Linked DNA regions of Homo sapiens: region 1 is linked to region 2. A link is an interaction called in ENCODE POLR2A ChIA-PET data of the cell type or tissue named here. Cell type or tissue: IMR-90. All regions are shown on one strand. Links, peaks and the distances in the headings refer to the core of each region. The heading gives the core; the rest is flanking DNA. Region 1 has its middle 550 kb from the start of LINC02661. Region 2 has its middle 550 kb from the start of XPNPEP1.

The links. Peaks named below come from ENCODE experiments on the same cell type or tissue, not always from the same donor. Only the 100,000 strongest peaks of a DNase experiment are listed, where the experiment ranks them.
Region 1: POLR2A ChIA-PET joins it to region 2 with 5 read pairs; 2 of 35 experiments call an interaction of 5 or more read pairs at or near these places.

Annotation. Positions count from the first base shown.
Region 1 is chr10:109,254,380-109,266,791 of GRCh38, forward strand. No RefSeq gene overlaps it. Among named protein-coding and RNA genes, the nearest start is that of LINC02661, 550 kb to the left of the region's middle. In IMR-90, for the core only: no CTCF peak of the experiment used is centred there; a DNase peak (open chromatin) is centred at 5,102.
Region 2 is chr10:109,370,872-109,383,283 of GRCh38, forward strand. No RefSeq gene overlaps it. Among named protein-coding and RNA genes, the nearest start is that of XPNPEP1, 550 kb to the right of the region's middle. In IMR-90, for the core only: no CTCF peak of the experiment used is centred there; a DNase peak (open chromatin) is centred at 3,560.

The DNA of each region.
Region 1 (12,412 bases), core at 1,351-9,350, 120 kb before region 2:
AAACCATTCATGAAGGATCCATCCCCATGATCCAATCACCTCCCACCAGGCCCGACCTGGAAGATTGGAGATTACAATTTGACATGAGATTTGGGCAGGTAGACCCCCTATATTTCTAAGATTCTTTTATTTTAAATATTATTGTAGGATATTGGGGGAATATTTTACATGAAACTGGATTCCATCTTTTTTTTTTTTTTTTTTTGATGGCATCTCCCTCTATCACCCAGGCTGGAGTGCTGTGGCATGATCTCGGCTCATTGCAATCTCCACCTCCCGGGTTTGAGCAATTCTCATGCCTCAGCCTCCTGAGTAGCTGGGATTACAGGCATGTGCCACCACGCCCAGCTAATTTTTGTATTTTTAATAGAGATGGGGTTTTTCCATGTTGGCCAGGCTAGTCTTGAACTCCTGACCTCAGGTGATCCACCCACCTTGGCCTCCCAAAGTGTTGGGATTATAGGCATGAACCACTGTGCCCAGCCAAAACTGGATTCTAGTTTAAACTCACAGCAGGACGTAAATTTCTGCTTATCTTCCAGATTGGCAAACTCCTACTGACAGTACTCTTGTGTTTTGAATACATAAAAATAAAAGTGATCTACTACACTGGGAAAACAGAAAAGAACTTTTAAAACATTTAAAGATAGCTGTGGACTAAGAGTCAAAACATCTTTTTGTTTAATATGATGGATGTTTATTTTTCTTTTGTGTTTGTCTCTATACCTGATACCCCTTTTAGACATTTTTCTAATCTGTCTGCTGTCTGCTGTAGATACAGGAAGCAGAAAGATCTTATCACCTGAAAATGCACTTTCTGTATTTCTTCTGAGAAAATGTATTAGAGTTTTCAGAAATAAACTGCAGAAATGTTGGGTATAATGACATGGAAAATGCCCATCTATCAAACCTCAACTGCTGATTTCTCAAAGAATTTTGAAACAATATAATAGGAATTTTCTCTTTCTGCCAAAGTCTATACCACTAAACATCTCAGAAGAGACTTTATGGGCAGTTTCTCTGTAGATGTATTGTTTGCATGCAAGAACATCAGTCTCTTTAAATGTTGGTCAGAGAGAACACAGGTTGTGAATTAGGTGTGCCAGCTTGTCCAGAAACATGGCAAAGATAAAGAATCAAATGCCAAATGTTCTCTTCTTTGAAAACCCACTTTGTAATATTATGTTTTATATCAGCATGTGAGCATTGAATTTTCATGTGCAAATAGTTAGAGTTTCAGTTCTCTCTCCCACTTTTAAATTACCTACAGAAAAATGTCATCTTTAAGTAAAATTGAAAGTAAAAAACTAGAAAAAGAAATTTAAAGACACAAGAAAAATGTTATATGAGCCTCAAAACATAAATAGTTCCTACATATCAATAAGAAAAATGGAGCACTATAACAGATGTATCAAATGTACATACAAATCGCAATTGAACAAATGCCAAGCCCATAAAGAAAATGTTGTACACATTTAAAAACTAAAATTTATTTGTATATTTTGTTATCAAAATTTATTTTTTGAAATTGTTTTAATGATAATATAGCATGTGAGTTCTCTAATACATTTCTGATAGCGCTATAAGTGGGTACAGTCTTTCTTGAAAATAATTTGTTGATATGTGTCACTTGTCTTCGAAACATATATATTACTTGACCTAGAAATCTCTCTTCTAGGAATTTGAGGACATTGTCAGAGATACATTTGAAGTTTATTCCATTAAGATGGATATTAAAACAATACTTATATGTTTAAGCACAAGTCCTAAATGTTGAAAAATTGATTATGTAAACAATGGTACATTCTTTCAATGGACTTCTAAGCAACTGTTAAAATTATTTATAAGAATATTTAAAGCACATAAGAAATTGTCCAATATATCATGTAGTGAAAATATCTACATAAAATTATGAAATCAGTATAAATTCCTTTTTTTGTTAAAAATCGAGTCAGCTAACTAGAAAATTCATATATTATTTAATGTCATTACCTATTATTATGTATTTTTATATATGCATATGGAAAGAACCAGAAATAGGTATAAGAGAATGTATTTATTCTTGTCTGGCAGAAGTTTGGTGATTTTTATTTTTATCTGAGTTCACTTATTTGGTAGTTTACAAATATTATGTGTGTAGTATCTATTACCTGAATGATCATATGCTGGCAATAAACATTATTTTTAAATAGAAGTAATATTCCTTCCAGGACATATTTTCTACCCTAAGTTTCCCATTCCTTCTGACTTTCTTCAATGCGAAAGGCAAAGACAGCAACACCACAATTTTGTTTGGGATACCTAAAGGTGTCTGCCATAACCCATCTCCAAGTTTTTGAGGGTGATCTTGGCTTATCAACAGCAAGCCATCAGACTGTTACAGGGCAGGGGTCCAGATCAAGACCCCAAGAGAGGGTTCTTGGATCTCACACAAGAAAGAATTCAGGGCAAGTCCACAGGGCAAAGTGAAAGCAAGTTTATTAAGAAAGCAAAGAAATAAAAGAATGGCCGTTCCATAGACAGAGCAGTCCTGAGGGCTGCTGGTTGCCCATTTTTATGGTTAATTCTTGATGATATGTGAAACAAGGGGTGGATTATTCATGCCTCCCCTGTTTAGACCATCTAGGGTAACTTCCTGATGTTGCCATGGCATTTATAAACTGTCATGGTGTTGATGGGAGTGTAGCAGTGAGGACAACCAGAAGTCACTCTCATCGCCGTTTTGGTTTTGGCAGGTTTTGGCCAGCTCCTTTACTGCAACCTGTTTTATCAGCAAGGTCTTTATGACTTGTATTTTGTGCTGACCTCCTATCTCATGCTGTAATTTAGAATGCCTTAACTGTCTGGGAATGCAGCCCAGTAGGTTTTAGCCTCATTTTACCCAGTTCCTATTTAAGATGGAGTTGCTCTGGTTCATATGGCTCTGACAAAACTATGGATCAATAGGGAAGTTTAGGGAAAAGAACTGTTCTGATGAGAGCTTAATGCCTTGTTCTATCTTTTAAAGCTTGAATAAATATGGCCCCACTCCTCCCAAAGCTCGCCAGCTAGCTTCTCTATCAGAATCCCTTGGTGTTCATCTTACTTAGAAAGAGACATGAGGAGTACCTCAAGGTGATACAGATGCTTGAGGTACAGGAAACCACATCGTGCTTTATTAGCTAAAGACAAAACTTCTTAGAGAAGCAGTGGGAAATTCAAATGGATTTGGATTCCAGTAAAGGTGCCTACTCAGACTCATCTACGGAGATGGAGAAACATACAATAGCATAGCTGCTGTAACAGTTTGGACCTGAGTTATCAGGTGCCCTAGATATTTACAATGTCTTTGCTACCTTTGACACTGGTCTTGTCACAAAACATATAAAATATTGCTCCCACTTTTTCAGGCGGGAAGAAGGTATCCCCTCTCCATAGTGCACATTGATGAAATCAACACTTGGAAATATCAGAAGTACCAAGAACCAGCACCTCCAGGGACAGCATCACAATTGACACGCTAGTATTTATGTTCTGGAATATGACTCTAATCAACTGCAATCCTCGAGGCTTCCAGATAAAATGCTGTTTCAAGATTTTAAGTATAATAGGACAGGGCTGGCCAAGTGTGAGAAGACAGAGTTAAAGGAGTGAGCAGGTGTCTGGTAGATAATACAAGTGTTTATGGCAAAACAGAGATTACACATAGCAGATAAAAAGGGAACTCACTCTAGAGAACCTAGACAACCTAGGGAGAAAGGCACAGGCTTGTCCTGGTAATCTAGACAGGAGATGCCAAAGCCTGGGGATCAGTACCTCAGAAAAGGAAGCACTGCCCAGTCAATACAGGACACTCAGGGCAAACTAGGCCCATAATCTGAGGCATCTGAACCAGACCTTTGATGACTGTCTGCTGGGAGAATGGCTTGTTCTTAGAACCAGACAGGCAGTCAGACACCTATAAGAAAAACTGTCCAGACTGGGATAAGGCAGTAATGCTGGGCCCTCAGGAGGTCCTCACAGGAAGAACTTAGGTCAGATGTGCAGATGGCAAACATTTTTATGGCTGGGTGGGAGTTTCTTGGAATCCAGGAGCAATCCAGGCATCACCACCAGTGCTCAGCCCTAAAGGGAAGCAATGAAAGAATATAGGGCCCGCTTTCAATGAGAGTGATAATGTGCTGTGGAAGCAGTTGTGATGACACCAAGCATGCCTAGAGGCAAATGGTCTAGACCTGGGGAAGGCCAATCTCCTGCTTTCAGTCAAAAAGAATAACAAACTGCATTATAAGGAACTGTTGCCCTTCTGTTCTGAGGTAGACAACCTTCACGTTTCTTTCTCTTATGGCTCTTATTTTTGCCTTGCAGCACAAATGGCATTTATGTATGAGAAAGAAGGGCTATCCTTCCCCTTGAGAATGAGTGAACATGAAATATCTCCAATCAAGGGGATTTATAGCTAATGAATCCTGCACAAAACAAATAATTAGTTCCCATTGCTACTCACATGAGTAAGGAACAGTCCTCATTTTCTAGCTTAAGTGTACAGGAAACCTACTCATTTGAGAATGACAAGTCATTTTATTTCAGAATCATACTTTAATCTGCCAAAGCAAATGAAAGTTGAAATGAGGATAAAATGTAGCATGACATGGCCATCTCTGATCATTTGTGATTGTAACAAGCACTTGTATAGGATTGGGAGCACCATGCTTTGAGAATGTGGAGACCCAGATTCTTTTTTCAGCTCTTTCAGGAACAAATTGTGTGAACTTATTACTTAATCCATCTGGGCTTCAGTTTCCTCATCTTAAAAATTGAAAGGGTCAAACGTAACACCTTCAGTAAGCTGGTAGACTATAAAATATAAATTAACATATATGTGTATATTACTAAACACTTATACGTGTGTGGAGAATGATGTTGGTAACGTTAAGTAGCCTTTTCTTGTTGTTTTCCTGCATGTCATAGTAAGTGTTCAATGCAGGAGGAATATTGTTGCTATAAATTATTTCTGGTTTTCTGTAACGCATTTAATGAAGAGGGACATCTTTGGTAGAATGACTCACATAATAAATATGGTACATTTCTTCCTGTTTAGTAACCAAGCAAGTACATTTCTGTCATGAGCATGATAGAATGTAAACATCAGCTGCATGCTGTCCACGCCTTTTTGGAAAAGTGTTATTCAGTGAGCCCTCCCCTTCCTCCTCCCCTGCTCAATCTCAATTTCAGTGCTGACCAGTTTTATGACTTTGGGAAATCTCTCTAACATCTCCGTGCCTTTGTTTTTGCTCAAGTGAAATAACAACTTTGGGTTAGACTTGTATCGCATAAGAAACAGAGGAAGAACAAAAGCATTTTAAATGATTCTGTGAACAACAATGTTCAGAAAATGCTGTGCACCTGATCCCTTCTCAGAGCCTGGGCATCGCATTAACATTCTGGAGACTCTGAGATGTCCTGCACAACAAAATCCTATCTAACTTTAATTCACCCAGCTTGTCCCAGAAACAATTGTCCATGAATCCTTTGTTTCTGAGTAGAAGCAATTAATAATGGCACCTCAGAAGTAAGAATCACAAGACTTTGGGAAACCTCAAACATGGTGGTCTCCAAGATGTCATTATAGCTTAAATATTTTATGAAACCTTGGCAGACAGATTTTTACATGGATTAAAAATATAGTAAATAACTACAATGTAAGACTTCCTAATTTGTGACTAAGAATTTATACATTCTGATTCTGGCATTCTCCCCCAAACACTCTGACATCATCTCATCACAGGATAAAACTGAGGTGACATACCAAATAATCTAATTCTCCCCATAAACACACACACACAGACACACACACACACGCAATAATCAGTAGAACCTACCCTGTTTACTTTATGATGATGTTATAAAATTTTATAATGAAACAGCATATGGAAAATACAGAAAAAAATTAATAGCTTCCAAATGTTAATGTCATATCTCAAAAAATGAAGGTTCAATGAGAAACTAACTGTAAAGGCTATAAAAGTATGGAAAGTCTGGATGAGGTGAATTTAGTTTGGCTCACTAATTTATGAAATATCAGAAATTTGAGGTCAACTTCAAATCTCAAGAGATAATTTTAGAACCAATGAAAATAAGCCAACAATGAATACCTTTATGGACCATCCAATGCAATAACTAAGGAAATACAAGTTAAAAGGGGGTTCAGAAGCATCCATGGACTAAGCGTTCTCTTACTTTTGAAAGCTGAAGCAAGAAATATTAGAGCTGGTGTATTAGTCTCTTCTCATGCTGCTAATGGAGACATACCTGAGACTTGGCAGTTTATAAAGGAGAGAGGTTTAATGGATTCACAGTTCCACATGACTGAGGAAGCCTCGCAATCATGGTAGAAGGCAAAGGAAAAGCAAAGGCATGTCTTACATGGCGGCAGGCAAAAGAGCACGTGCAGGGGAACTACCCTTTATAAAACTATCAGATCTCATGAGAATTATTCAGTATCAAGAGAAGAGAATGAGGAAAAACCCACACCTATGATTCAATTACCTCCCACTGGGTCCCTCCCATGAAATGTGGGGGTTATGGGAGCTACAATTCAAGGTGACATTTGGGTAGGGAAACAGCAAAACTGTATCATTCTGCCTGGGCCCCTCCCAAATATCATGTCCTCTCATTTCAAAACACAATTATGCCTTCCCAGCAGTCCCCCAAAGTCTTAACTCATTCCAGCATTAACCCAAACGTCCACAGTCCAAAGTCTCATCTGAGACAAGGCAAGTCCTGTTCACCTATGAGCCCGTAAAATCAAAAGCAAGTTAGTTATTTCCTAGATACAATGGAGGTACAGGCATTGGGTAAATATACCCATTCCAAATGGGAGAAACTGGCCAAAACAAAAGGGCTATAGGCACCATTCAAGTCTGAAATCCCATAGGACAATCATTAAAACTTAAAGTTACAAATTGATCTCCTTTGACTCCATGTCTCACATCGAGGTCACACTGATGCAGGAGGTGGGCTCCCATGGCCTTGGGCAACTCCGCCCCTGTGGCTTTACAGGGTACAGCACCCCTCCTAGCTGCTTTCACAGGCTGGCATTGAGTGCCTGAGGCTTTTCCAGGTGTATGGTGCAAGTTGTCAGTGGATCCACCATTCTGGGGTCTGTAGGATGGTGGCCCTCTTCTCACAGCTCCACTAGGCAGTGCCACAGTGGGTACTCTGTGTGGGGACTCTGACCCCACATTTCCTTCTGCACTGCCCTAACAGAGGTTCTCCATGTGGGCCCTCGCCCTGCATCAAACATCTGCCTGGGCATCCAGACATTTCCAAACATCCTCTGAAATCTAGGCACAGGTTTCCAAACCTCAGTTCTTGACTTCTGCACACCTGCAGGCCCAATACCACATGGAAGCTGCCAAGGCTTGGGGCTTGTGCCCTCTGAAGCAATGGCCTGTGCTCTATGTTGGCCCCTTTTAGCCATCACTGGGACACAGGGGACCAAGTCCCAAGACTGCAAAGAGCAGCAAGGCCCTGGGCCCAGCCCACGAAGCCATTTTTTCCTCCTAACACTCCAGGCCTGTGATGGGAGGGGCTGCTGTGAAGACATGCGCTGGAGACATTTTACCTATTGTCTTGGTGATTAACACTTGGCTCCTTGTCACTTATGCAAATTTCTGAAGCTGGTTTGAATTTCTCCTGACAAAATGAATTTTTCTTTTCTATGGCATCACCAGGCTACAAATTTTCTGAATTTTTATGCTCTGCTTCTCTTTTAAACATAAGCTCCAATTCCAAACCATATCTTTGGGCATATGTAAAATGGAATGCTTTTAACAGCACCCAAGTCACCTCTTGAACACTTTGCTGCTTAGAAATTCCTTTCACCAGATACCCTAAATTGTCTCTCTGAAGTTCAAAGTTCCACTGATCTCGAGGGCAGGGGCAAAATGCCTCCAGTCTCTTTTCTAAAACACAGCAAGAGTTACCCTTATTCCAGTTCCCAACAAGATCCTCATCTCTATCTGAGACCACTTCAACCTGGACTTCATTGTCCATATCACTAACAGCATTTTGGTCAAAGTCATTCAACAGGTCTCTAGGAAGTTCCAAACTTTCCTATATCTTCCTGTCCTCTTCTGAGCCCTCCAAACTATTCCAACTTCTGCCTGTTTTCCAGATCCAAAGTCGCTTCCACATTTTTGGTTATCTTTACAGCAGCACCCCACTCTACTGGTACAAATTTACTGTATTAGTCTGTTCCTATGTTGCTAATAAAGACATACCTGAGACTGGGCGATTTATAAGGAAAGAGGTTTAATGGATTCACAGTTCCACATGGCTGGGGAGGCCTCACAATCATGGCAGTAGGCAAAGGAGAAGCGAAGGCATGTCTTACATGGTGAAAGGCGAGAGAGCATGTGTAGGGGGAGTGCCCTTTATAAAACCATCAGATCTCATGAGACTTATTCACTATCATGAGAACAGCATGAGAAAGACCCAACCTCATGATTCAGTTACCTCACACCAAGATCTTTCCATGACACATGGGGATTATAGGAACTACAATTCAAGATGAGATTTGTGTGGTAACACAGCCAAACCATGTCAGCTGGTAAGGACACTTCCAAGTGATCTAGCTTTTCACATAATATCCATTACCCAGTCCCACACAAATGGTTGTCGGCAAAACAACTGAGCCCTCCTCCAATGCATCCCTTGGTTCTCCTGTGAGGGGACTGAAGCTGTTCTGGTCAAACTCAATATGTTCTTATATATTTTAGGCATAAAACAGAGTCAGAAAGAGCTCTATGGACAAAAAGCATTATAATGACAAATGGATATTGCCCTGACATTGTGACACCACCACACAGAGAGCTGTGACACTTACACCGACAAAGCATACACAATGTAGAAGAAAAATCACCCTTTGCGCAGAACTTTAGCAATTGTAAGAAGTGTTTGAAAGGACCCAGGCCTGAGTGGCAGCACTTGTCAAGTTAGTAGATTTTACAGTATCCTAGAAAGAAGATCCAGGACTCCAGTGAGTGAGTGGATTTATGTTCCATTATTGTTATTTTTTTCTCATATCTGTGATATTCTTTATCTTTTACCATATTCCTGGGAAGCAGGATTCTTCTGAACCATTGTTTCAAGCTGTCTTCCTTTCAGATTTCTCTTTTATCATAATATTTCCTAAATTTCCCTATGTCTTGTCTTCCCAACGCAACCATTAGCCCTTGGAGGACACAGACTATACCTTTTACTTCTCTTGTTTCTCTCACAGCTCCTAGAAGATCATGCACATGAAGCAGGAGCTCAGTAAACATTTATTGTGTGAAAAATAGATTGATATATAGATTAACAGATCTATGTAAAATTAACAATTTTATTTTCAGATTAACCTTTTAAAGTTGTTTTATGATTTATTTCAGCCATCTAAACAGGATGATTAACACAAGGAATAACTGAAACTGCTGCAAAGACACAAATTGAATACCTGTGAGCTCCTCCCAGTTCACATTCCCATCACTCCTTCTCAGAGATGACCAGTATATTGAACATGGTGTTTATCATTCATATGAATCTCTTTATACCTTTACTAGTTATATACGGTCCCTAAGTATTTTCAAATGTTATTTTTGCATGCTGGTAAATGACAGAGCAGGAGCACCGCCATCTTGGACAAGCACCATCATTTTAAAGTTCACCTTGATCAAAAACTGCCTAAATCCAAAAAGCATCAGCCATAAACCACAAATAACATCTCTGACCAGAAACATTCCAAACCACTCCCCAACCAGAGACATGCCAGCCCCAAGATAACCCCTCTTCTGGCTGGAGAGATGTCAGTCCCAAGATAACCTGCCCTCCAACCAGAGACATTCCAACCCTGCCATAAACTTCCCTACACAGAAACATTCCAAGCTTGTGATAAGCTCTCTCACCCTAAAAAAATCAATAATATTCTTAGTCTGTAAGAGAGAGCACTGCTGACCGAAATCGGCCAGAAGCCCCTCTCAAGTTTATTCTCCAATATAAACCTGTCTTTGACTATTGAGCTGCCTTTTGTGTTTCTTTCCTCTTTAACTCTTACAGTAAACCTTATAAAATATTATATTATTCTGAAAATTGCATTTATAATCAAGTATATTATGAAGTTAGTTTAGGTTGATATACATCCTTGTAGTTCAATTGTTTTCATGGCTAAATTGTATTTTATTGTGTGAAAATAGCATAATTATTTATTCTTTACACATGGATGGAAGTGGGTATTTTTTCCAAATTTTTACTATTACACACAATGCTATTACGGACATTCTTTCCATGTCTACATAGTGAGTGGATTTTTACAGGGTAAATCCCTTGGGGTGAAGTTGTACCATCATGGAGAATAAGCACTCTCAGTTATACTAGGGATCACTGTATAACTCTCCAAAAAGGCTATACCAATCTATTCTCCCATAAATCCTCATTTTGTAAGATTCCAGTTTCACAATACCAATTTCTAGCCATTTGGGTACTGACTTCAAGAGAGGATACTCTCTGCTGCCAAGCTTGCCAAAGGACTCTCTCAAAGCTTCTAGGATGTGCTGGTGTCAGTTCAAAGGCTGGAACTCCAGCCACCATGGTATTCTAGTCCTCCACAGCAGCTTCCTGAGCACAAGCCCCAGTGTCGCCTCAATGTTCCAGGTATAAGCTTTTCCTTCCAACCCTCAACTATTATATCTCTTTTATTTTAAACACAGATTTCCATCAAAATTGAAAGTTGCCTTTAATGTCAAAAAAAGCGACGCATTTATCAAAAAGTGATCTGTGTGTTAGCAGGACTGATTGTGATCCTATTTGTATGCTCCTGGTCTTTTTGGGTCCTCAGTGCATTAACATTCTGTAACATTGTGTTGTGGGACTATAGCATCCCAGCACAACAACATGGGTGCTGAGTTTCAACATCATTTTTAACTTACTGCCTCCTCCATGAAATTGATTAAATATGTAATGCCTCAGAATACAGTTATTACAGTAAATCAGACTGTGTAGTTGCAAGGTCACATTCAGTGGAAACCTGTGATAGATGATCAATTCTATCATAAAGACGTGCTCTCCAAGGCAGTCCATCCTGAACTGTTGTGCTATTACTATTTGTATTTCCTTTTCTTCTTACATGACTATTCACCGCCGATCTCCTTTGAAAACTGCAACCTGTAAATGAGATGATGTCTGTTAGGGAGGTTTTAAATCATTTTTCATCTAGTTTTTCACTATGTTTCTCCTTGGCCTTTTTTCTAAATAATGATTTGAAGTAACTAGAACTTCAATTGGTTTGATTTCCATGTTTTTATTGTAAAATATTCCAGAAGAATAAAATACATTTAGAAAAGTGAACTAATAAAAATGTATAGATGATTAGACGACCCCTGTAACTGGCACACAGATCAAGAAACAGAACAATGCCAGAACCACAGAGGCTGTTCTGGGTCCCCTTCTGGTCACCCCAGTCTCCCACCCCAGGGTGTCCACTGTTTGTGTGTTTGTTTTAAATTAGATGATGTAATATACTATCTAAACTTCTTCTTAAATATGAGTTCAGTGCAGCCCAGCAAGCAAATGAATCACTCAACTCCACACAAGGAGCTATTGCAAGGACAAGGGCCAGAACTCAGGCTTCCTGATGCCTTGTCCACACCCTATTCCACCTATACCATGCTGCACTGATCTCAATTTCTCTCCCACTGAAAAGTGGCAAGAGATTCAGTGACTCATTGATTGACAACACATTCCTCTTCATTCAAAAAGTCAAGACCGTCCAGATTAATTGTTGTCACCCAGGGTGGATTCCCTTCTCCTTTGGCATCTCTGTTCTCCTAGTTGGAACTTGGTGTCTTACATACATGGAAAGGAGATCTTACTCTCCTGATCTCCATCTCCCTCTTTCTTCCTTTCTTCCTTTCTTTTCTTCTCTCTTTCTCTCTTTCTCTCTCTCTCTCTCTCTCTCCCTCTCACACACACAGGTTTTATGATCCCCCCAAATAACGCACAGAAGTTTTAAAACAAAGCATGGAGTCTTCTTTATAATCAGAGCTCATCTGCTCATCTGATGGAAGCACCCAACTAGATAGTATTTTTGTTGTGTGAGTCTTCAATCTGAAGAAAAATATAGTGATTAAAAAGCCAGGCTCATAAAAATTATGTAATCTCAAGTTTAGAAACTCTCAGAATATGTGCTAAAACTGTTGATTTATTTCCAATATTCCCACATTGGCTGCCTCCATTTCCGTGACATCATTCCCTAAATATTCAAGTTAATTGAGGTTTCAGTGTAGTGCGGCACAATAGAAAGAACTTAAAATTTTAGCATCAGATAAACAGGGTTCTAATCCCAGTTTTCCCTATGGGAGTGTGTGATCTCATGTACAGCTTATGTGACTTAGCT
Region 2 (12,412 bases), core at 2,085-10,084:
TCCCTAATTCATTTTATGAGGCCAGTATCATCCTGATACCAAAGCCTGGCAGAGACACAACAAAAGAAGAGAATTTTACACCAATATCCCTGATGAACAGTGATGCAAAAATCCTTAATAAAAAAAAAAATGCTGGCAAACTGAATCCAGCAGCACATCAAAAAGCTTATCCACCACGATCAAGTTGGCTTCATCCCTGTGCTGCAAGGCTGGTTCAACATACACAAATCAATAAACGTTATCCATCATACAAACACAACCAAAGACAAAAACCACAAAGTTATCTCAATAGATGCAGAAAAGACCTTTGGCAAAAATCTTCAGCCCTTCATGCTAAAAACTCTCAATAAACTAGGTATTGATGGTATTGATGGGATGTATCTCAAAATAATAAGAGCTATTTATGACAAAACCACAGCCAATATCATACTGAATGGGCAAAAACTGGAAGCATTCCCTTTGAAAACCGCCACAAGACAGAGATGTCCTCTCTGACCACTCCTATTCAACATAGTGTTGGAAGTTCTGGCCAGGGCAATCAGGCAAGAGAAAAAAATAAAGGGTATCAGTTAGGAAAAGAGGAAGTCAAATTGTCCCTGTTTGCAGATGACATGATTGTATATTTAGAAAACCCCATCATCTCAGCCCAAAATCTCCTTAAGCTGATAAGCAACTTCAGCAAGGTCTCAGGATACAAAATCAATGTGCAAAAATCACAAGCATTCCTATACACCAAAACAGAGAGCAAAATCATGAGTGAACTCCCATTCACAATTGCTTCAAAGAGAATAAAATATGTAGGAATCCAACTCACAAGGGATGTGAAGGACCTCTTCAAGGGGAACTACAAACCACTGCTCAACGAAATAAAAGAGGATACAAACAAATGCAAGAACATTCCATGTTCATGGATAGGAAGAATCAATATCGTGAAAATGGCCATGCTGCCCAAGGTAATTTACAGATTCAATGCCATCCCCATCAAGCTACCAATGACTTTCTTCACAGAATTGGAAAAAACTACTTTAAAGTTCGTATGGAATGAAAAAAGAGCCCGCATTGCCAAGTCAATCCTAAGCCAAAAGAACAAAGCTGGAGGCATCACGCTGCCTGACTTCAAGCTATACTACAAGGCTACAATAACCAAAACAGCATGGTACTGGTACCAAAACAGAGATGTAGACCAATGGAACAGAACAGAGCCCCCAGAAATAGTGCCACACATCTACAACCATCTGATCTTTGACAAACCTGACAAAAACAATAAATGGGAAAAGGATTCCCTATTTAATAAACGGTGCTGGGAAAACTGGCTAGCTGTATGTAGAAAGCTGAAACTGGATCCCTTCCTTACACCTTAGACAAAAATTAATTCAAGATGGATTAAAGACTTAAATGTTAGACCTAAAACCATAAAAACCTAGAAGAAAACCTAGGCAATACCATTCAGGACATAGGCATGGGCAAGGACTTCATGACTAAAACACCAAAAGCAATGGCAACAAAAGCCAAAATTGACAAATGGGATCTAATTAAACTAAAGAGCTTCTGCACAGCAAAAGAAACTACCATCAGAGTGAACAGGCAATGTACAGAATGGGAGAAAATTTTTACAGTCTACCCATCTGACAAAGGGCTAATATCCAGAATCTACAAAGAACTTAAACAAATTTACAAGAAAAAAATCAAACAGCCCCATCAAAAAGTGGGCAAAGGATGTGAACAGACACTTCTCAAAAGAAGACATTTATGCAGCCAACAGGCACATGAAAAAAATGCTCACCATCACTGGCCATCAGAGAAATGCAAATCAAAACCACAATGAGATACCATCTCACACCAGTTAGAATGGCAATCATTAAAAAGTCAGGAAACAACAGGAGCTGGAGAGGATGTGGAGAAATAGGAATGCTTTTACACTGTTGGTGGGACTGTAAACTAACTCAACCATTGTGGAAGACAGTGTGGCGATTCCTCAAGGATCTAGAACTAGAAATACCATTTGACCCAGCCATCCTATTACTGGGTATATACCCAAAAGATTATAAATCATGCTGCTATAAAGACACATGCACACGTATGTTTATTGTGGCGCTATTCACAATAGCAAAGACTTGGAACCAACCCAAATGTCCATCAATGATAGACTGGATTAAGAAAATGTGGCACATATACACCATGGAATTCTATGCAGCCATAAAAGAGGATGAGTTCATGTCCTTTGTAGGGACATGGATGAAGCTGGAAACCATCATTCTCAGCAAACTATTGTGAGGATGGAAAACCAAACACCACATGTTCTCACTCTTAGTTGGGAATTGAACAATGAGAACACCTGGACACAAGGTGGGGAACATCACACACTGGGGCCTGTTGTGGGGTGAGGGAAGAGGGGAGGGAAAGCATCAGGAGATATACCTAATGTAAACGACGAGTTAACGGGTGCAGCACACCAACATGGTACATGTATACATATGTAACAAACCTGCACGTTGTGCACATGTACCCTAGAACTTAAAGTATAATAAAGAAAAAAAAAAGAACGAGATCATGTGCTTTGTGGGAACACAGATGGAGCTGGAAGCCATTATCTTTAGAAAACTAACGCAGAATCAGAAAACAAAATACTGCATGTTCTCACTTATAAGTAGGAGCTAAATGATGAGAACACATGGACACAAAGAGGGGAGCAACAGACACTGGGGCCTACTTGAGGGTGGAGGCTGGGAGGAGGGAGAGGATCAGAAAAAATAACTATTGGATAGTAGACTTAGTACCTCAGTGATGAAATAATCTGTACACTGCCCATCCCTGACATGATTTTACCTGTAGAACAAACCTGCATGTGTACCCATGAACCTAAAGGTTTTTTTAAAAACACAACTACTTATTTATTGCAGAATGAAATTTTTTCAATCTGGTTGCAAGTAACAGGTGTTTGCAGCTGAACTTTTTTAAAAAAGAAAACAATGATTGGCCAAAGGGAAGACACAAAGGAAAGAATTGCATGGCTGACATTAGAGTTTTAGTGAGTCACCTAGAAGGCAAAGCACATGTCCACCTCCTTAATTGAAATGAAGGAATGAATATTTGTTTGAAGCTAAGGTATAATAGCAAAAGTAAGCATTCTCCATACTTAACACATATATTTGTGTCTGCTAGAACTAAGCACTTATATAATGTCTTTTTAAATTACTATTATGCCCCATATTTCCAAAGAGTTTTAAAATTTTCAAACGTATCCATAATAATGACTTTTTTCTTGCGCCCACACACTCTGTAGAAATGTAGGGCAGTCATTTTTGCATATAAGACAAAGAGGTTTAGAGAAGGTAGACAACTTGCTAAAGGTCACACTGCAGGTAAGTGGACAGAAACAGGAATTCATGTTCCATTTAGCCGTTAATATTCATTGATGAGTCCATAGAATGGCATCCTATCAATAGTAGAAATCACACACACTAGCCATTCATTACACAGGCCTATGGAATGTGCAGTATGTTCCATACAACACTACTAATATGTGACAGAGCTAGGACTCCAAAAATGATTCATAACAAAGGGCCCAAATCTTCATGATGCTGAATTGCCATGACAAAATTACTCCATACCATTACAAATGGTTTTAAAAACTACACTCACAGCTTATGTTGCCTGAAAAATCTGGCATTTGTCCATGCATAGACTCTGCTTCTGAGACAACAAGACCAACCCCTCTTCTTCTCCTCTTCAGCCCTCTCAAATTGAAGACAATGAGGTTAAAGACTTTAATGATGATTCACTTCCACTTAATAAATAGTAAATACATTTTCTCTTCCTTATTGTTTTCCTAATAAAATTTTCTTTTCTCTAACTTACTTTATTGTGAGAATACAGTATGCAACACATACAACATACAAAATATGTCCTTATTGGCTGTGTATGTTATTGGTATGGCTTCCAGTCAACAGTAGGTTCTTAATGGTTAAGTTTTGGGACAGTCAAAGTTATATGTGGATATTTTACTGTGCAGGAGGTTGGCATCCCTAACACCCACATTGTTCAAGGGTCAAATGTAATTAACCTTGAAAAGACAGCAAAATTTTGTAGAGAGTTGGAGGAAAAAGGGAGAGTTGACAGAAGAAAGAGAATTTACCATCCTACAGTAAAAAGAGAAACATGCCAGTTTTTACTTTATTACTGAAAAAGAAAAAAGAAAATAAAAGAGCACATTTTAAAATATAGTTGTTTCTCCAACCAGAGTGAATGGGGGTTTGGGGGTAGTTGCCTCCACATACTGATCTTCTTTCTGAAGGCAGTTACGTCTCCAGGACAAGGGGAATGGAGTTAACGCAAGCATGCCCAGATAATTATTTGCAAATTTACCAATCAGCGTACTATTCCACATCTCTTGGGCTGGAGTCAGCAAAGGATGGAGAAAAGCCAGGAGCTGTACTCAGTGAGCTCTCTTCACAAGAAAAACATAATCACAAATACTCCATAATTACAAGTAATATGTAAGAATCATCCATAAAGCCAGAAGACAATGAGGGTTCCCAATCCAAATCCACAGACATTGTATCTCAGTAGATTCTGAGAGAGGTCCGTAATGTGCATTTTAAACATTCTTGCACAACCAAAACCAGCAGAATCTATTGCAGTACATCTGTCGACCGCACTGTTAGAAACACTACACCAACTCAGAGGTCCCTCTGTGGGCAGCTAACAAAACAATGAATGTGGATACATACAATCTTACTTAATTATTTATTGTTACCAGTATTATTATTATCCACCAGTATTATTATTATCCCCCAGTATTATTATTATCACTTATTGGACTGAGATTCTAGTTACGTACTAGTCCCAAAAGTAATAATATGTTTATGAAGGAAATTTTCTTATTTTGATTCAAAGAAAAATCTAAGCAAGATATTGACTATACCAGGTAACTAATAACTTCCAGTGGTTTAGAAGACCGTTTCTTTAAGTGATTTCCAAAATTGTGTTTGTCAGGGAAACTTGCTATTTCATCAGAGATGGTGCATAAGGCTTTACAATCCCAGGTATTATTCCAGGTTTCTCAAATAAACAATCATTAGAAAAAAAGCAACATTTTGCCTCTCCCCAGGTTTTTCAGCTGTGGGTACACAAACCTGGCCCTTCCCTGTTCATTCTTAACCAGACATTTAGTCTGAAGAGGTTGGAAGGATATGGGTGCAAACAGAGATCCACAAGCTCTGAAGCTGCCCATACCTCTCAAGATGGGAATCTTTATTTGACAGGTTAGCACTGGAAATGTCTGGCTGCTTTCATTAACTGTGGCACCATGCTTAGGATGAACCAGGTAGGGAAGGACATTCATCTTATTTTAAGACTAGCCTTCCATATTCAGAGGAAATTAGCTTACCACAGATGAAAGGCCTTGACATCATTAGTCAGTTCAGGTACCACCTGTTACTTTCTTAAGTGAAACTGGCAGATTTTAGAGGTGTTCTTTAATTTTATCAGTTCTGATAAGCTGTTGTTCGAAGAGAAAAAAAAAAAAAAAAGGCCCTGAGGCCCTGTGTTGGAAGAGCTCAGCCAGGCTGCATCTCTGGAAAGACAGACTTTCTGAGCCGTACGATCCGATTTGCCCTTGCTCATCCAGGCTCCTGTCTAACACAGTCACAATCCCCTGTGCTCACCCTAACTCACTGAAGGGGAAGCTTCTCCTGGGGAAATCTTGTCTGGACTTTGATGACTGCATTTAATTCCAGAAACAAGGAAGAAACTAACATAGGAGAAAGGAGCATGAGGTGCAGCTGAAAGATTAGTGTTACCTGGGTATCCTAGACATAGTTTTTTTTTGGTAACAATTTCAGTTTGTAATTATTACTAATGATAGTAGTAAAGGTCTTATAGTAACCATGGTTTGGGGTGTATACCATGTGCCAAGTACAGTGTTATGTGCTATGTCTTTTTTAATTCTCATCACAGCGTTGTAAGGTGGATATAACTATTCTACCACCAACCTTTTATAGGTGAAGAAACTGAGGTTTATAGTGGTAAAATTATTTGTTCAAAGCCATATGGCAATAGTGCTAGGAATCAAGTTTGTCTGAATCCAATGCCCGTGTTGTTACTCAGTGAGAGTTTGCATTATTACATCAGTCTACCACTGCGAGTTTAATGGAGTGCAGGGAACTTGTGCTATAATATCTGAGCTTTCTGTTGAGTGACCATTTCAACACATGCATGAGAGTGCCATGAGCTCATTGGTCCAAAAATGTCCCCATACATTTGACATGGATTCTTTTGAGTTAGTGTTGACAGGTAGAGTTGGTATTATCCCATTTATTCTACAAACAAAGAAACTGAGGTTAAAATGAAAAGAAGGTGAAGTAAAAAATTAATTAGCAAAGCCAGGTTCGACACCAGCACCTTTTGTTCCAAATGTTTTTTTCACTGTAGGAGGCACCTTGAAGGTGATATGTTGGAGAAAGCTGAGAGTGTTGATCTCTTTCTGCCAGAGCCATCTCCTTTTTATACTCAGATTAAAGAAGGACATATTAGGAATTTTTAGGAACACACACATCTGTGCATGTATGCACACAGTTCTGTGAGCATGCATACACGCACAGATGTGTGTGTTCCCCAGGTGGGAGATACAGATGAGCCTCATGCTCCCTCCTCTAACCCAGGTCATGCTACATAGGTCTAGCGACAGAGAGGCTTCAGGCATTTAGAATGTGACTCAGCCATCTTTATTTTCTTTGTGTCATCTACCTTGGCATCAATGTGACAAAGTGACCTGACATGCAGGGAGAGACATACAAATGAATAAGGGACTTCATTTGATTCAATCAGGCAAGATTATAAAAATTTGTTTTTGAGGGTTTTTTTCCATTAAAAAACCTTTAAGAGGCAGGCTTGGTAATTGGCAAGTAAAAGATGCCACATTTTCTCACCCCTAGCTTTGGCTAGGGTGGTGGGGGCAGAGGAGTGGAATATATGTAGAGATATCAGCCAAATCAATTACATGTTTCATTCTTATCAATTTTCCTCAAGCAAATTGATTGCCAGACAAGACCAGTGAGCCATATAATTGCATTTGCCTCTTCTAACAGGGCCAATTTCTTAGGAATTTGTGTTACGCATATGATGTTGCCCATTATTGTCAGTTTAAATTTAGGGGCCTAGAGTTCAGAAGAAAAACACTAAACTTCTTCTTGAAAGCCAATCTGGAGCTGAGTGGAAGAAAATAAAAAATTACAGCTTGCGTTTCATGTGCCTGAGAACTAAACTACAATGGAAGTCTGGGCAGAGAACAGTATCCAAGAACCGCCTTTGTGCTTCCAACTAGGCTCAAGTCTGAAACTCAATAGATGGATACCCTGGGGTAGCCTAGGTGGGGAGACCAAGCTTAAATGTGTGTCACAGCTAGAAAAATGGAAACACACTATGCACAGAGAGTGCTAGGCTCTTTCCTGCTGACAAGTACACTGCAAGGTAGAAATTTATAGGCTCATATATTCAGACATAAAAGGTTTGCATTCTATCTTGGCCACTTAATGGTTGTGCTAGCTTTGGCAAGTTACTTAATTTTCTTAAACTTTATTTCATCATCTGTAAAATAGGGAGAATGCCTCATGGGTATTAAATGAGTTAATGCAAAAAGAGAGCTTAGCATAATGTCTGACATGTAATAAGTCCTCAGTAAATGTTAGCCATTACTAAAAGTCAAAAATAGGAATAAAAATGTCAAGACTAGGTATGATCAGGTAGGACTTAAGGATGCTTACAAAATTAACATCTTAAGGGACTTCCTGGTCAAGAAGAGCATCTGAGCTTGACTGCAACCCAAACAGGGCCAGTGCAGGGAGGAGGGATGTCCAAGGAGGCTTCAACCAAAGGAAATAGATGAGGGAAGAGGTCTCAATCAGAGAGTGGAAATAGGGCCTAAGTAGTTTCAGAGCTGCCCATAAGTGTGGGGGCCCCTTCAGTCTAGGTCCCCCGACCACACACAACAGTGGTCCTAAAATTCTTAAATGAGCAGCAGTCAAGGGACACCAAAGGATGCAAAACCATAGCAGCCACTCTGGTCTCTTCCTCCTTGCTGAAAGATTTTTTTTTCTCTCTTATCAAACTTAATACCATAATGGGAACGTGGTTAGACCAACCCTAGATGCTTTTTGGGTCTATTGAGACCCACTCATCTCCACTAGGGAACTCCCCACCAGCAATCCAGTGTGTAGTTTAATATGTGATTCATTTATCCCACCCACCCCCTCAGACTAGTGTCAGCTTATTGGATGATAAGGAGACACCTAAATAAGAGTGGTCCATCCATTGACTGGGTGCTGCTTGGCAAAAAAAAAAAAAAGGAATAAAGTTAATGAGATTCTTTGCATTGGGAATTTCAACCAAGAAACACAAAAGGAAATTTCAGATAGTACAGTTAAACTTCTGAAAGTGCCCTACTGCCTCATATGCACAACATTCCTAGTAAGGGCAGAGTTCCAGAAGAAGCAGCTCAGAGTAAATCAGAGCAGAGCGCCAGACAGACTCCAAGAAGCCAAAAAAAGGAAGGTGGCAAAAACATCACATCACAGAGCAATTTTGCAGAAGATTGGCTTCTTGAATCTTCCCAGGGCCTAAAGTTCAGCTGTTTCTTGAAACTTTGCTTTAGTCTTAGCCAACACCTACCTCGAATGACTTTATTTCAGCTTGGGTTTGTTTCTTTTTGTTTCTTTGGAGCCTTCGCCTTCTCCTCCTCCTCTTCCTCCTCCTTCTCCTCCTCCCCCGCCCCACCCTTCCTCCCAATCATATTTCTAATAAGAACAGAAGCCCTGTGTCAACTCTAAAAGCAAAGGCACAGAAGAGTCAACTGAATACCAAGTTTCTTTTCCTAAAGGATCTGTGCACACTGGCTGATGCTTTGGAAATAACCTCAAAAAATTATATGCAAAGTATCGATGACTAGAGGGGATAGTCATGGGAAAGCCCATCTTGAATCCAGTCCCACTAAGTGAAGACGTCACACTTTCCCTAGGAAGTCACCATTCTGTTGCAGTAAAGAGGTCCCATGACTCAAGAATAAACATAAGTTCTGCAAGAACAGAGATGGTAGTTTGGAACCTCACTAGGTAGGCCGGGCGTGGTGGCTCATGCCTGTAATCCCAGTACTTTCAGAGGCCACGGCAGGCAGATCACGAGGTCAGGAGATCAAGACCATCCTGGCTAACAGGGTGAAACCCCGTCTCTACTAAAAATACAAAAAAAAAAAATTAGCCAGGCGTGGTGGCGGGCACCTGTAGTCCCAGCTACTCAGGAGGCTGAGGCAGGAGAATGGCATGAACCTGGGAGGTGGAGCTTGCAGTGAGCTGAGATCGCGCCACTGCACCACTCCAGCCTGGGTGACAGAGCGAGACTCCGTCTCAAAAAAAAACAACAACAACAACAAAAAAACACACACACACACACACAAAAAAAAACCTGACTATGTAACATTGGACCAATTATTGTTTTGTTCCAGTAATGAAACTCTTTATATTATATCCTTATTTATTTGTTTATTTTTATCATTGTGGTCTCATGGGTTTTTATTTTGTTCAACGGATAATAATCCATTTTATTGTTAATTTGGCCAGTGGACCCATCTAGCTAGATTCAGTGTCCTTTGGGAATTTCTCCATCATTCCTTGAGCACTTTTTTACTTTCTGGCAAAATAATATGTTTCAGGCTTGTCTTGTACCTTCTTTGCCCCAGCCCCAAAATAGACATTTACCCAAAGGAAACCTGGTTTCTAGAGTGGAAAATAATATTTAGAGACAATCATCTGGATGCTATATATATTTATTGCTAGTAGCATGTCATTGCTGTTAGCCTACATTTGTTTCTATATCTACTTATTAAAAACCATGAGTTCATATTAATATACCTAATTCCAATTCAACACTATTGGATACATTCCAGTCTTCCTCCCTTCCATACCCACTCCACTTCTCTGTACCATGAAAACTTGAGCCAGTGATTTTACTCCTCCGAGTCAATTTCTCCCTCTGTAAAGTGAGGAATAGTAATATCTCTGTTGCTCATCTTTTGTGCAGGTTAAACATAATGGTGTTTATAAACTTCCTTGATGGGCTTGCATTGGAACAGCCCTGCTGTGAGCCCATGTAAGTCCTCGTGAATTAGACAACACAGACTTGCTCCAAGCAGACAGCCTGGCAAGTACAGTGTGGCTGGCTTTTTGCCCCAGTTTGCAAGCTGAATAATAGTAACCCACAGAGGCCCCGCATCGTAGGCAGTCAGTAAGTGGTTATTGTTACAAGAGATATATATGCATATTTTTCTTCCAAATGTGTCATTAAGCAGGAGAACAGGTGGGGCCGAATAAAAGTGCCATCAAGATTTCAGTCGGAAAGGAAACAGGATGAAGCCCAGGGTACTGTCAACAGCACCAAGGACATCTCCTTGGTCATGATGGAAAGTGGTCCTCACTCTCATTGTACAGATCATTTTTTAAACTGATGCTAATTGTATCACATCTTAAACTCTAAATCAGAAGCAGGCTGACTTGAAAATAAAGCCCATTCCATCATCCAAATGCTTAGTTACCAGCTGAGAATCAATCACTGTACAATGCAGAGTTGCATAATGCAAAAGAACTCTAAAGGAGGAGAGTTCTCTAGTATCTTATGTGTGGAAGGTAGAGTTTGCTGTGGGTTTTGACCTTGTGAAGGCCCCACTGCCAAAATGTTCCACACACGTCCTTTGGAGACAGGGAAATGAGTTCATTTTCAGGCCTCTCCAGTGACCTTTCCATAGGGCTTGATGGACTTTCAGTCTGTCAGGAAGAAGCCTTAGAAATGTATCTCAGTGCTACACATTGCATTGAGAGCACTAAAGTGACACAGACCTCCAAAGTTGCATTTTTCTGTGGAAGAAGGCAAGGCTGTTATAATCACAGCTGCATTAGGATGGGGTGGAGGCATTGTGGGCAGTCCCCTCTCCTCTTGAAGGAGTCCATTCCATACAGCATCAGAGTGACACAAATTTCTAGGTCATTTTGGCAACTGCTCAGCCACAATATGTTTCTTTTTAACCTTTCAGTGGGCGATAGACATGAAAGGATTCAGAAGGATGTGGTCTCTCACCTTCGGAGCCAGGTGACAGTGACACCTAAAGAGCCCCTTGAAGGAATGCTGAGAAGTAAAAAATGTCATCCAGGAGGAAAGCAGAGCTAACATTGTTTCCAGAAGTGGCAGTTCCCACCTGTGTACATTTTCAAGAGTTTCAAAAATCTTGTGGCTCTTGGAGGCATTGATCTAACACCTTATGTTGTGGATGAAGTCCAGACAAAAGCAAAGCCCAGTGAGTTATCTAAAGATTATTTCCAGTCATATGTTCCCTGCAAACAAAAACAAAAGCAAAAAAAAAAAAATCCTTAGGCACAAACCCCCATCCAGAAAAAGAGGAAAGAGCTAAGCCTGAAAGAGTGTGCATCTAGATGTTCAGTATTCAGATCCTTCCTCCTTTCTGGTGTAGGACCCAGTGACCTACTGAGCATGGAAGAAGGGTTAATTCTGTCTAAAGGAGAGCTGGGTCTTAGGATTCCCTGGATCACTGGAAGAAATCTGCTCCCTCATCAGTAGTCCGGGGTCAAGAATCCACCTCACTCTCTGTCCACCTCAAGCAACTAGGAAAATTCCCACCCCAAGTTGGAGAGAGATATTAGCACCCTGAAAACGAGAGAGGAATCCTCAGTCTCTTTAGGACCAGCTCTGTGAGTTGGTGCCTCTGGCTGACCATGCTGGAGAAGTTGCTCCCAACCACAACTGTTGTCCCCTCCCAGGCCCACCACAAGGCAAGGCTGGCATTCAAAAAGTGAAAGCATCATTTGAACCCACTGCCCCATTGACCAGCTGTATCTCATGAGGCAAATCACTTTCCATTTCTTCATTAGTAAAATGAGAATTAGTATCTATTTCACTTGCCTAAGGTGAGGATTAAGTGTGACTATGCAGAAGTGCATGTAACAGATGTTAGCTCTTACTACTTTTACTTGAAATTCAACCACTTGAGGTACATCCTTCCAAGTTAATATTGTCTCTTCCTCACACACAGTTAAGATTTAACTTTCTCCTGACATATTTAAGGAACCAATCCCTCAGTGTAAATCAATATCTCCTCTGCTCACTGAGATAAATGCATATCTGATTGCCTCCTTTGGAGAGGCTAATCAGAAACTCAGAATAACATAACCATTTGTTTCTTATCTACCTATGACCTGGAAGCCCCTCTCTGCTTCGAGTTGTCCCACCTTTTGCTTCAAGTTGTTCACTTTTCTGGACTGAACCAACGTACATTTTACACATATTGATTGATTGTCTCATGCCTCCCTAAAATGTATAAAACCAAGCTGTGCTTCTACCACCTTGGGCACGT